Linked DNA regions of Mus musculus: region 2 is linked to region 1. The links are chromatin contacts, found by Hi-C or POLR2A ChIA-PET in ENCODE. All regions are on one chromosome and are shown on one strand. The core of a region is the stretch at or near the end of the contact, and the rest is flanking DNA. Distances in the headings are between cores, read along the strand shown. Region 1 holds the start of Rnf139 (ring finger protein 139). Region 2 holds the start of Tatdn1 (TatD DNase domain containing 1).

Region 1 (4,985 bases), core at 1,597-4,096:
GCAAAGGATGCTGGCCGAGTCCTGAGGTACACGGGCTTCAATAATGACAAATCCCCAACTAGTCTCCACTCACATTTTTCATACACATACATGTTACTACTTCATTTAAGGTGATTTTTTTCAGCTTTTATTCTTACAAACAAAAAAATTAGCACAACTAGTTTGCTACAATTTAGAAAAATCATTAGATGATGAATTTAGAGGTCATTTTTTTCTTATAAAACCTGACTCAATATTCTGAGATAATTTTTTTCAAATAAATATTTGGTGATTTCAAAAGGATGAAATATGTATAACAACGTATAGTCTTAACTGAGCATTAAAATATTTTCTGAAAAGTGATCATAGGAACAGCTAACACATGAACAAATGCTTTAAAGGGTTTTTATCCTAACTCATTTATTGCCCTATAACCTCCATGAAAAAGATGCTGTGAACTTCCTTAGAGAAGCTGCACCTTCAAAATGTAACCTCCGCAGGCTGAGTGCGTGGAAGCTCACTGACTCTGGAGGTGGAAGGCTGCAGGTGCAGAGCCTAATTACAATCTACCTTGGACCATCTTTAGCCCAAGTCAGAGAGATCTAACATCCAGTGACTAACATACAAACCTTTTGGAATATACTAACTTAAAGCCTTAGTTCCCAACAGCCAGAGCTCTAGAGTACCTTCTTCTACAGACAGCATCCTGGGTCTATAACAAGAACCTTTCAGCTTTGCTTTCACCTACCTACTTAACATTCCACTAATGGTTTTTAAAGTGTTGTGTTATAAAACTTTTATCAAACTGTTACCATGTTGAACATGGAATTTGGGGTAACGTCAATCAGTGTTCATGGGCCACAGTCAATCAGATTTGGTTTCAGAATAAGCTATCTCTTATCCCATTTGAGATGAGTTGTGTTTTTATGTTGACAATACCATCATTGTTTTTATAAAGGTAGAGAAAACAAAACTACAGACTCGTGAAATGGAGCTCTTCCTGAAATTCTCAAATACAAAACTTCTGTGAAGAAATAAAGTATAAGGAGTGGGCGGGGGAACACTGACTTTCTTAAATGTTTTTACCGTAAGTGACTTAAGAAAACTCCTTTCTATAAATCTACCTAGTGTCGAGTACTCCAACAGGAAATGCATTAAATCCTCAGGTCCCCCCAAAGTTGCCAGAATCTGCGGTTATTATGCCATGAAGACATTCAAGGCAGTGGCTGTATGTACTATCTCTGAGATGACTATGCAGACTCCTCTCGAACACAGAGAATGGTGGAAGTGGCTTTAATAAAGAAGAGCAGAACGACTAACTTGTATCCCCAGTAGATGACACTAAGCCCTGTGCTTGAAGAGTATCACCACCACTTTTTCTTTCTTGTTAACTTTAAGGTGAGCACTGCGGGGTCACAGCGCTGGGTACTGCATCTCCGCACACTGAGGAAGAACAAAAGGGAACCATCCCTGAACACCAGAAGCCTTTCTAACGCTCTGGCAAACACCAGCTGTGCACCAGAAACCAAACACCTAACTTCTCCAACCTCATTTCCTCACCTGTAAAGTCTAAATAACACGATCCACCTTTGAGGAGTGACCGACGGATTAGGTAAAACCTGTGAGAATGCTTTCTAGCAGACAAATGTAGAAGAGTTACTGCCAAGAACAAAACTGCTTCTTTATTGACGCTCCTTTTCTGGGAGAATAAGGCAGCAGAGGCGCTCGCACTTCTCAAGGTCTTGGTCAGGACCTCACTACCAGGTACCCGCACCCCCAACCTTTCAATAGCAAGAACCCACCTAAAAACTCATCGTAATGATCTCATCAACAAAACCTGCCAAGCTGTAATTATCTGGAAAAGATCTCTTTATGTGTTTCTCACTTCTGGTATGTAGCACAGAGAGAAATAGAAAGTGAAATATAAAATACTTTTAGCACTCAATCCATATGAAATGAAGACTGATCTTTCTAGTCTCCCACAGATGTCTCATCACCCTGGGATGGTAAGCTTTCATAGTCACATCCAACACCTTATTATTTACTCATAGAAAGAGTTTAGGGGTTCGTTGTAAGTATAACCTTCCTCGCGGTGACTTTTGGAAATGGTTTCAAGGACTGACATTCATGGCTTGAGTGGCCATTTACCTCAAGTACTTCACGATCCGGTGGACTCCAAGACACAGAAGTGACAACGTATTCTGCACTGTGAAATGGGTAGACAGGGGGCTCAAGCTCTGGCTCAAGTCCAAGGTCACACACGGCGAGACCCGGAGAGCTGTTTTTCCAGGGCTGTCGCATAGGACGCTGGAAGCCAGCAGTCATTCCCCAAGAGAAACAGCAGACAGACAGCCGCATGCTCACACAGCCGTGCTTTCTCCTCGCCCATCCAGGTGCCAACCGAGCAGGGCACAGACCCGCCAGCACCACTCAGCTGTCAACGCTGGCACGAGTACCACGGGTCCCCGCACCCCCGCCAAAAGGCCCTCTGGGGAACCAGACCGTGGTTCCCCAAGCCGCGTGCCACCAGTGCCCTGCCGTTCCCGTCGGCCTGGGAGAGGGCACGCCTCGGCCAGCGGGCTAGCCCTACGCCGTCCTTACCAAGGAGCCGGAGAAAGATCTGAAGCCCGATGCAGAACCGGCTTTGGCTGGAATCGTAGTAGGAGTTGAAGATGGCGTCGATGATGTAGAGGCAGGGCACCCGGAGCGCCACTTCGAGCGCCGCCCAGACCTGCTGCTGGGCCATCCGCACCTGCTGCTGCGGGGGCCCCACCGCCGCCATGAGCCGCTGCCACACCGGGGCTGGGCGGGCCGGGCCAGGCAGGGCGGCGCGGGGGAGGCCCGGGGCCGCGGCCGGGGCGGGCGCCGACGAAAGTGGCTCCGCCCCCGGCCGCCTCCTGTCCTGTGTCCCGGCCCGGCCCGCCCCGCCGCCCGCTCGCGTCCCTCGGTGGAGCAGGGGGCGGCGGCAGCGGCTGCCGGGAGGCCTCGGGGCGTCGGTGTTTCCGGCCGGCTAGGGTCTGGCTCCTCCTCCCTCCAGCGCCTCCCCCGCCAGCGGAGCCACCATCTTGACCCCGCCTGCCTCGGCCGTTGCTGCCGTTGCGAGGCCCCCGAGGCGGCGCCCGCGGTCACTCGAGAACGCGGAGCCGGCGCCGCGGCCCTGCGTCACAATCCGGCGCGCCGCGCAGCGTCAGCACGCGGGGCCCGGCGAGCCTCGAGCGTTGCCATGGTCCCCGCCCGCTTCGGCTCGCCTAGCCTCGCCTCGCCTCGCCGCGGGGTGGCGCTCGCGTCGCCGGCCCGCCGCGTCCCAGCGCCCGAGCGCCTGTGAGTGGCTGCCCCTCGGTGTTGGCGTGCCCCGAGCGTGGGATGCTGGGCTACTGCGCACCGACAGTGTTAAATGTCTAGTAGAGCCCAGTGAGTGTCCCTTGAACTCGCCTCGTCCTGCTTGGGAGATGAAAAGCTGGAGGACGCCGCCCTGCCTACCTGCCTCTCCCCACCCAGAGGCCAGGCCTGAGGAATGGCAGGGGAAATAACCTGCGAGGCTGCACAGGGCGATCCCAGCCAGACTTGGCACTGGCCTTGAGTTGTTAGGTGTTGCCAAGAAAAACACACTCGCATCTGTTTACACATCTCCCTCCCTGTCCCCGTGGACGGTCATGCACATTTTATTAATGGCTTCGGAGCCTGACTTACGAGCAAGAACCCAGAACTCTCTGAGGTCTTTGATTTATCCTTGTCCTGGATAAATCCTTAATCAGAGTTGAGCGCATTCTTTCGCCGCTCTTTCTTGCCTATCAGTGGAATTGGTATGACCTGGCTGTTGTTTCTCTGTTCCTTCTCCAGCAAAGGAAGAGAGTAAGGTCAGAGGCTGAACTGTAGACTTAGCTGTTTTGGTTTAAGGAACACAAAATCGCAAACCAGGAAGCCTGGTTGACTTGGGCTCCTAGCTCAAAGCGCACAAGCCAGTTTACAGCAGGACTCTAGAAGTTGGACCTCCCTTCCCACTCCACCCCACACCCGCACAGGGAGGAGGTCTGTAAATAAAATTATCAGACTTTAACAGAACCCTTTTGGGGGAAGGTGTTTGGAGCAGGAAGATGGCACCTCCACCCAGTTTTGTGGTTTGGGCTTTGTTTGCTCACTTTCCCCTCTTCCATCTGTATACGAGGCACTGTAGGCCCCGGTTTTCTTTTACCAAAGCCTCTATATCAGCTATTACGATAGGCATTTGCTCTACCTGTTTTATCAAGGTTGAGACTGGTTTAGATAAAACGAATTGCAAGATCACAAAGGTGCTAACAGGTGGGACTGTGTATGCCCCAGACCAACAAGAATCAAAACCAGAGTTTGAACCTAATGGTATCTTAAAGCTTAAAACTTCGGTTTGTTTTGCTTCTTTCACCCACAGCCAAATTCTGTAACTGAGTCCTATCCTTCCTATAGCCGCTGTCACCATCCTAACTCAAGACCTTTCTCTGGTTTATTTTATTTTTTAAAAGACCACCAGATGGTTACCTTTTCAGATCTACTCTAGAAACTCTGGGTAACTTTCCTAAACTGCATGGCTAGAGACTAACCTTGTGGCTATGACAACGTCCCCAGAGGAAGGCAACCTTAGTGAAAGAATGACACAATCTTACATAGGGAACCTCAGGGATTAAATTAGCTACTCATCCCTCTCTTATTATGCCCCCAGTGTAATTAAAGTCAAAAGAGTGAAGCTCTTACAGAGAAGAGGGTCCAGAAACACTAAAGTAAAAATGTGATAGGAGAGAGGGGGAGAATTGTATTATTACCATTCAAAAATAGAGAATAAAATATGATCTGAAAGTACAAACTAATACGCATCTATCTTGTCTGTTATGACAATATTCACACTGACACACAAGCAATATACACAGAATACCTGTGTTCAAAGATAACACTCATTAATGAGTCAAAAGCCTTTTGTCTGTCATTAATTATTCAAATGCTTCTTAGTAGCTTTTTTTTTTTTTTTTTTCTTAAAA
Region 2 (4,985 bases), core at 1,853-4,352, 45 kb before region 1:
TAAGAGAGAACGCCTTAAAGAGCTATGTGGCTGAAACATTAAAGGTGTCCAAGAGAGCTGGCGTCCCTCCTCTCTGGCTCACATCTACTAAACACCAAGGGTTATGGAAACATTACCTGAGTCTCTCAGCAATGCTCAGTACCAATCCAAACTGGCTAACTTGAAGTTCCCCAAATGAGCTATGTACCAAATACTTTAAGCATTGTGCTTTGCCAAAAGTACACTGCCAAACCTTAGAGCTGAATTTATGAAAAGAAGAGAGGAAAAAGTTCAGCGGTCAGGGAAAAATCTGGCCACGGCTCAAATGGCACATGGTATATAAGGCAGAGGTGTGGGCCTGGGGACAAGGCTGGAGTCCTGCCAGGTACCCTTCACCTACCTTGTAGCACTCATATCTCTCGAAGGAAGTGCCCCCCGGAGAGTCTGGGAAGATATACGGCTGAGGATGCTGATTCTGCCAGAATTCTTCTTCTGCCTCCCTCAGCAGCTGGGTAGCCCTCATCATATCCTTCTCATTCTTATGTTCTTCAAACCGGGCTCTCATCAAGCAAGCAAAGTACCGGTACTTGTCCCTTAAATCGAAATGAGTGTGGACATCAGAACCGTTATCTACTTGAGTGGGCAGCACTTATCAATGCATGCCAGATGAGCACCTTTCTGGCACCTCATCAACTTCAGGCCGCCGTGAGCTCTTCCTCCGTGGCCCTCGGAACAGCAACAGATGCTGAACTAGTACAGCCGGGCCACTTCCCCATCATCAGTAACAGCACGGTGCATTAAGTGCAATCCTCTCTCCTCTAAGGATTTCGACAGGAAAGGAAAAGGTGACAACCTTTGCAGGTTCATTCGATAGGCACTCATTGGCGACTACCACAGGTCCTCTCATCTTCTGCTAGATCACCCGTGCCATCTCCAGGATTTGGCACAGCATCTAGCAAAAGATGGGAAGACCCGTGTCGCTGTCAGACAAGACCCAAGAAAACAAAACAAAATACCCATCCAGACCACCAAGTCATGAGAGGGAGCCTCTCTAGACTACTGCTAAACGAGCTGTATAGTCTGGGAGAGTTACTTAATGGAAAGGCTGACATACACATTTCAAGAGCATATATACAAAAGTACACTTCACAAAGTGGTTGGCAGGTTTCAAGTTCTCAGTGATACAACAGTCATTACACCAAAAAAAAAAAAAAAAAATTTACAAAAAGCAGTGTCCAATAAGGTCCAATGTATGAGGATGTGTGTTAGAGGCAGAAGGGGAACTAGGGAACCCTTGAGGTCACCTAGACAGCTGAATTGCTAGTAATGTCATTAGCTGGAAATTTGAGAATATAATCAGCATGAGGAATTAAAAAAAAAAAAAGCTTGGTTTTAAAGAATTTGGATAAACTCAGTTTAGTAGATAGCAGATGACCTCATAGACAACTAGAAATACAGCTAATTCAAGCACCAACACTGAGGACATCCTAAGGAGACACAGTGCCTAAGACAGAGCCTTAGGCGGAACCAGTGAATGTCCTAGAAGACAAATGAGGGCTAGGGGGATGTGGCTCAGTAGGTAAAGTACCATGCAAGCATTAGGACCGAGTTTGGAGTCCTAAAACCCACGTAAAGCTAGACATGGGAGCACACATCAGTGGTCCCAGCACCCCTCCTCAGGACGACAGGATGTGACAGATGCCCACAAGTTTACAGGCCAGCTGGCCTAGCATGCCAGCAGTGCTGTCCCAACAAGGAGGAAGGCAAGGTTGTCACACAGGTGATATCAACACGGGTTTTTTTGTTTGTTTTGTTTTAAGGGAACTGATGCGGACAAGGACTAAGAAAAGATGTCAGCTTTCAAATCTGTTAGTGCTGTCATAGTAGCTAGTTTGATTATTCCCTCCATGAATATGAGCCCTAATATCTCCAACTGTACTATAACACTGTCTGGATTCTTGAAGTCTTAACTTCTTCAGTAACACTGTTCCTTCTGAGTTTCCCCGTCACGTTCCCCGTTAATCCATGGGATTGCAGCTCAAAATCAAGGGTTAACTGTCATTTATTTGCCATCCAGAATGGACGCTGAATTGCAAATTCTGTTAAATAAATAAGAAAAACTTAGGAAAGAAGCTAGCAACTGTTCAGCATTGTACACTGCACCAGCCTGCATAACAAAGAGATGTAACCACAAACTTGTATCCTAGGATTCCAGGGTTACCCTCTGCAGGTCTTACAGGGTTACTTGATTTTCCATCTTTTTCTTGGAAGTCCTCCTTGTGGGATTAGGTTTTAGGGTAAGAGTGTAGCGGTATGGGACTTACACATCTTCGGTTGTCACTGCCCCTTGCATTTCTTTTAGGTCATGAAAGTCTACACGTTTTAACACTATATTGTTGTTTGTTTGTTTGTAAGAAGGGTATTTTTTTTTTTTTGGCCTAGCCTCAAACTCATAATGTAATGGAGAATATCTGTCTCCCCCAACATATGCCACCGTATGAGACTTAACGAGAAGACTAGTAACAATGGTTAAAGAAATAAAATGACGTAGGAGGTGGAATAGAATGAGCCTGCTTATCTGTAAAATCAGGCTAAAATAATCACTAATATCTGAGTTACTCTGCAAACTAAAGATAATGGACAAATTACTGTTAAGGTTAGGGACGACAGAGTCATAAAAACGTTAGCTTTAGATCCATGACAATGACAGTCCTAGGTACTTTTTATTTCTTCATGCAACTTTCTACGCTGGGTCCTGGTTGCGCCCCACACAATCATCTCCGCCAGATCAAGCAGAGAGGACTGCATCGGGACCCGGGTTCAAGGGCGGGCTCCCTTCACTGTGTCCCCCAAGTCCTTGATCAGCCTGGCCCACGGGGCCCCTCGGCTTCCGTCCCCGAGCCCCGGGTCCCCTCTCCCCACCTGTGGATACACCATGACTCGAGGTGGCGCAGCGCGCGCTTATACAGCCGCAGCACCTTCTGCTGGTGGGTCAGGTAGGCCGGGGGAGCGCAGAACGCCATAGCGTCCGGCTCACCTTCAGCGGCCGCCGCGGGGGCTGCCGGGAACCCGGAAGCGGGCGGTTGTGAGGCGGAACCGGAAGGACGAGCGTGCTCTGAGCCACTTCCGCTTTTCCCTGGGAGGAGCCTGCCGCGCCGTCATGAGTCTCTTCAAGTTCGTGGGTAAGGGCAGGTTTGTCTTGGTCGTGAGCCTCGCTGACAGTCCCGGGTCCCCTTTTCGCGGCATGGCCTTTCCAGGGCACGGAAGATGCCCGGAGGCCTCGCGTGCTGGCAATGACTGATCTGGTTCTTGCTGGAGGATGGTTTCCCTAGTGCATGTTCATTTATGAGCATTCCCGGGCAATGAATCATTGTGACTTGTGCTTTTTTTGTGTGTGTTTAATTCAACTGGAAAGAGAGGAATAGGTGTGGGGTGTGCTTCAGCCGTAGACTGATCGCCTAGCATGGGCTAGTCCCCGAGTCCTCCCATCTCTCAAAAAGCACCGCCCCCCAAGCCAATCACTTTTCTTCTGTCTTTCGTGAACTCTTCTACATGGCCGGCCTGACAGTCCCTCCAAGGTACCGGTTCACTCAGTCATCCCTTCATACCACAGACAACTCTGGGAGGCTTGACATTGAGTCCCGGGAATGTGGCCAAGTCCTGCTCACAGGCCATCTAGACATAAACGGGAGTCCTCAGACGGGAGGGGGTGGCAAATTGTGTCGCCTCGCAAGTTCCACGATCCATCCGACAGCTGGAGAGTGCGGCAAGGATTCAAAATGGGGGACATTGTAAGAGTCAGGGTTGGAAGGATAACTTGGAACCCTAAAGTCTCGATTACTTAAATTTCACTTCTATTGGGAGTGGCGTTCCAATGAAGGCTTTTCAGCAAATCTTTGAGTGCCAGTTGTACGGAAAGAGTCTTGCCTTCTGGGATACCGATGTGGGTAGTCTCAGTATGAACCTCGTCGTTGTGGACTTTCCCTGCTATTTAAGGGTGGGAAGTGACAGGGAGGAGGTTACCCTGATAGTCGTTTTGTAGATTTTGTGGCAGATAAGGGGACGAATGTAAGTATTTCAGGTTTTGCAAACAGGGAAAAGAATAGAAAAAGAGAAATGGGATGGTTGTGCATAGCATTTAGCACTGACTGTTCATGCCTGTTGTGGGAAGTGAAGACCCAAAGATGGCAGGTTAAGAAATACCTAGGCCATCTGGATCTAATAGATTAGGTCCATTCGTGAGTTAAAGGACATCCAAATAGAGACATCCTCCGAGCACTCAAAAGTGGAATCAGGAGAGTGGTTAAGGTTATACAGTAAAATCTGAGAGACACCTTAAGCAATATATTTTCCCAAGACACTGTATTTAAATATGGAGTTGTGAGAAATCTAGTCGTGAGTTAGTTTCCACACCAGAGACGTGAGGCCTATGGCCAGTCAAAGCAAACGTGGGGAGAATGTTAGCAGGTTTTTCAAAAACTCTGTGAGAAAGCCTGAAGTGAAGGTTAGGTGTTCTGGGTTCTTGATGTGATGTGCTAGGAAGTGGTATGTCCTGGAGAGGGCACAAGAGCCCTCACTCCTCACCTCATACTGTCTGTCCCTGTTCCTGGTTGTTAAGAGTCTACGCTGGGCGTTTCCAGGTTCGTGGTTGCTTATCCAAAGAACTAAAGAGAAGGGCTCACACAGACTTACAGAATAAGTGAGGAAACCTTATTTTGTGGAGCAATAATATATATTAAAAAGCGGAATGAAGGGTTTTTGTTGTTGTTTTTGAGACGGGGTTGCTCTGTAGTTCTGGCTGTCCTGAACTCACTCTGTAGACCAGGCTGGCCTCGAACACAGAAATCCACCTGCCTCTGCCTCCCAAGTGCTGGGATTAAAGGCGTGCGCCACCATTGCCCAGTTGGAATGAAGGTTTGTTACTTGCAATGTTATAATACAATTTAAAATATATTTAATGTTGTGGATCTGAGAGTGTGGCAGAGAATGCAGTTTTGGGTTTTTTT

What was found. A loop is a pair of places that touch in the nucleus more often than their neighbours do. ChIA-PET counts read pairs that join two places held with the same protein, here RNA polymerase II (POLR2A).
Region 2: a map of gastrocnemius shows a loop between it and region 1 (9-fold over the local background). The contact joins the promoter of Tatdn1 here to the promoter of Rnf139 in region 1. A Hi-C loop is called at or near these places in 13 of 37 maps with a recorded cell type or tissue (CH12.LX, T-helper 1 cell, T-helper 17 cell and 5 more). POLR2A ChIA-PET finds 5 or more read pairs at or near these places in 3 of 5 experiments (Patski and embryonic stem cell).

Annotation. Positions count from the first base shown.
Region 1 is chr15:58,887,090-58,892,074 of GRCm38, reverse strand. It overlaps Rnf139 (ring finger protein 139), which reads right to left and starts at 2,846. Exons shown (of 2, transcript NM_175226.4): 1 at 2,581-2,846. The coding sequence starts at 2,761. It also overlaps a transcript of Tatdn1 not described here.
Region 2 is chr15:58,931,855-58,936,839 of GRCm38, reverse strand. It overlaps Tatdn1 (TatD DNase domain containing 1), which reads left to right and starts at 3,102. Exons shown (of 12, transcript NM_001368428.1): 1 at 3,102-3,161. The coding sequence starts at 3,140. It overlaps Ndufb9 (NADH:ubiquinone oxidoreductase subunit B9), which reads right to left and starts at 3,039. Exons shown (of 4, transcript NM_023172.4): 1 at 2,902-3,039; 2 at 380-572. The coding sequence starts at 3,002. Gm36559 (a long non-coding RNA gene) reads left to right here and starts at 3,564. Exons shown (of 2, transcript XR_875364.2): 1 at 3,564-4,985.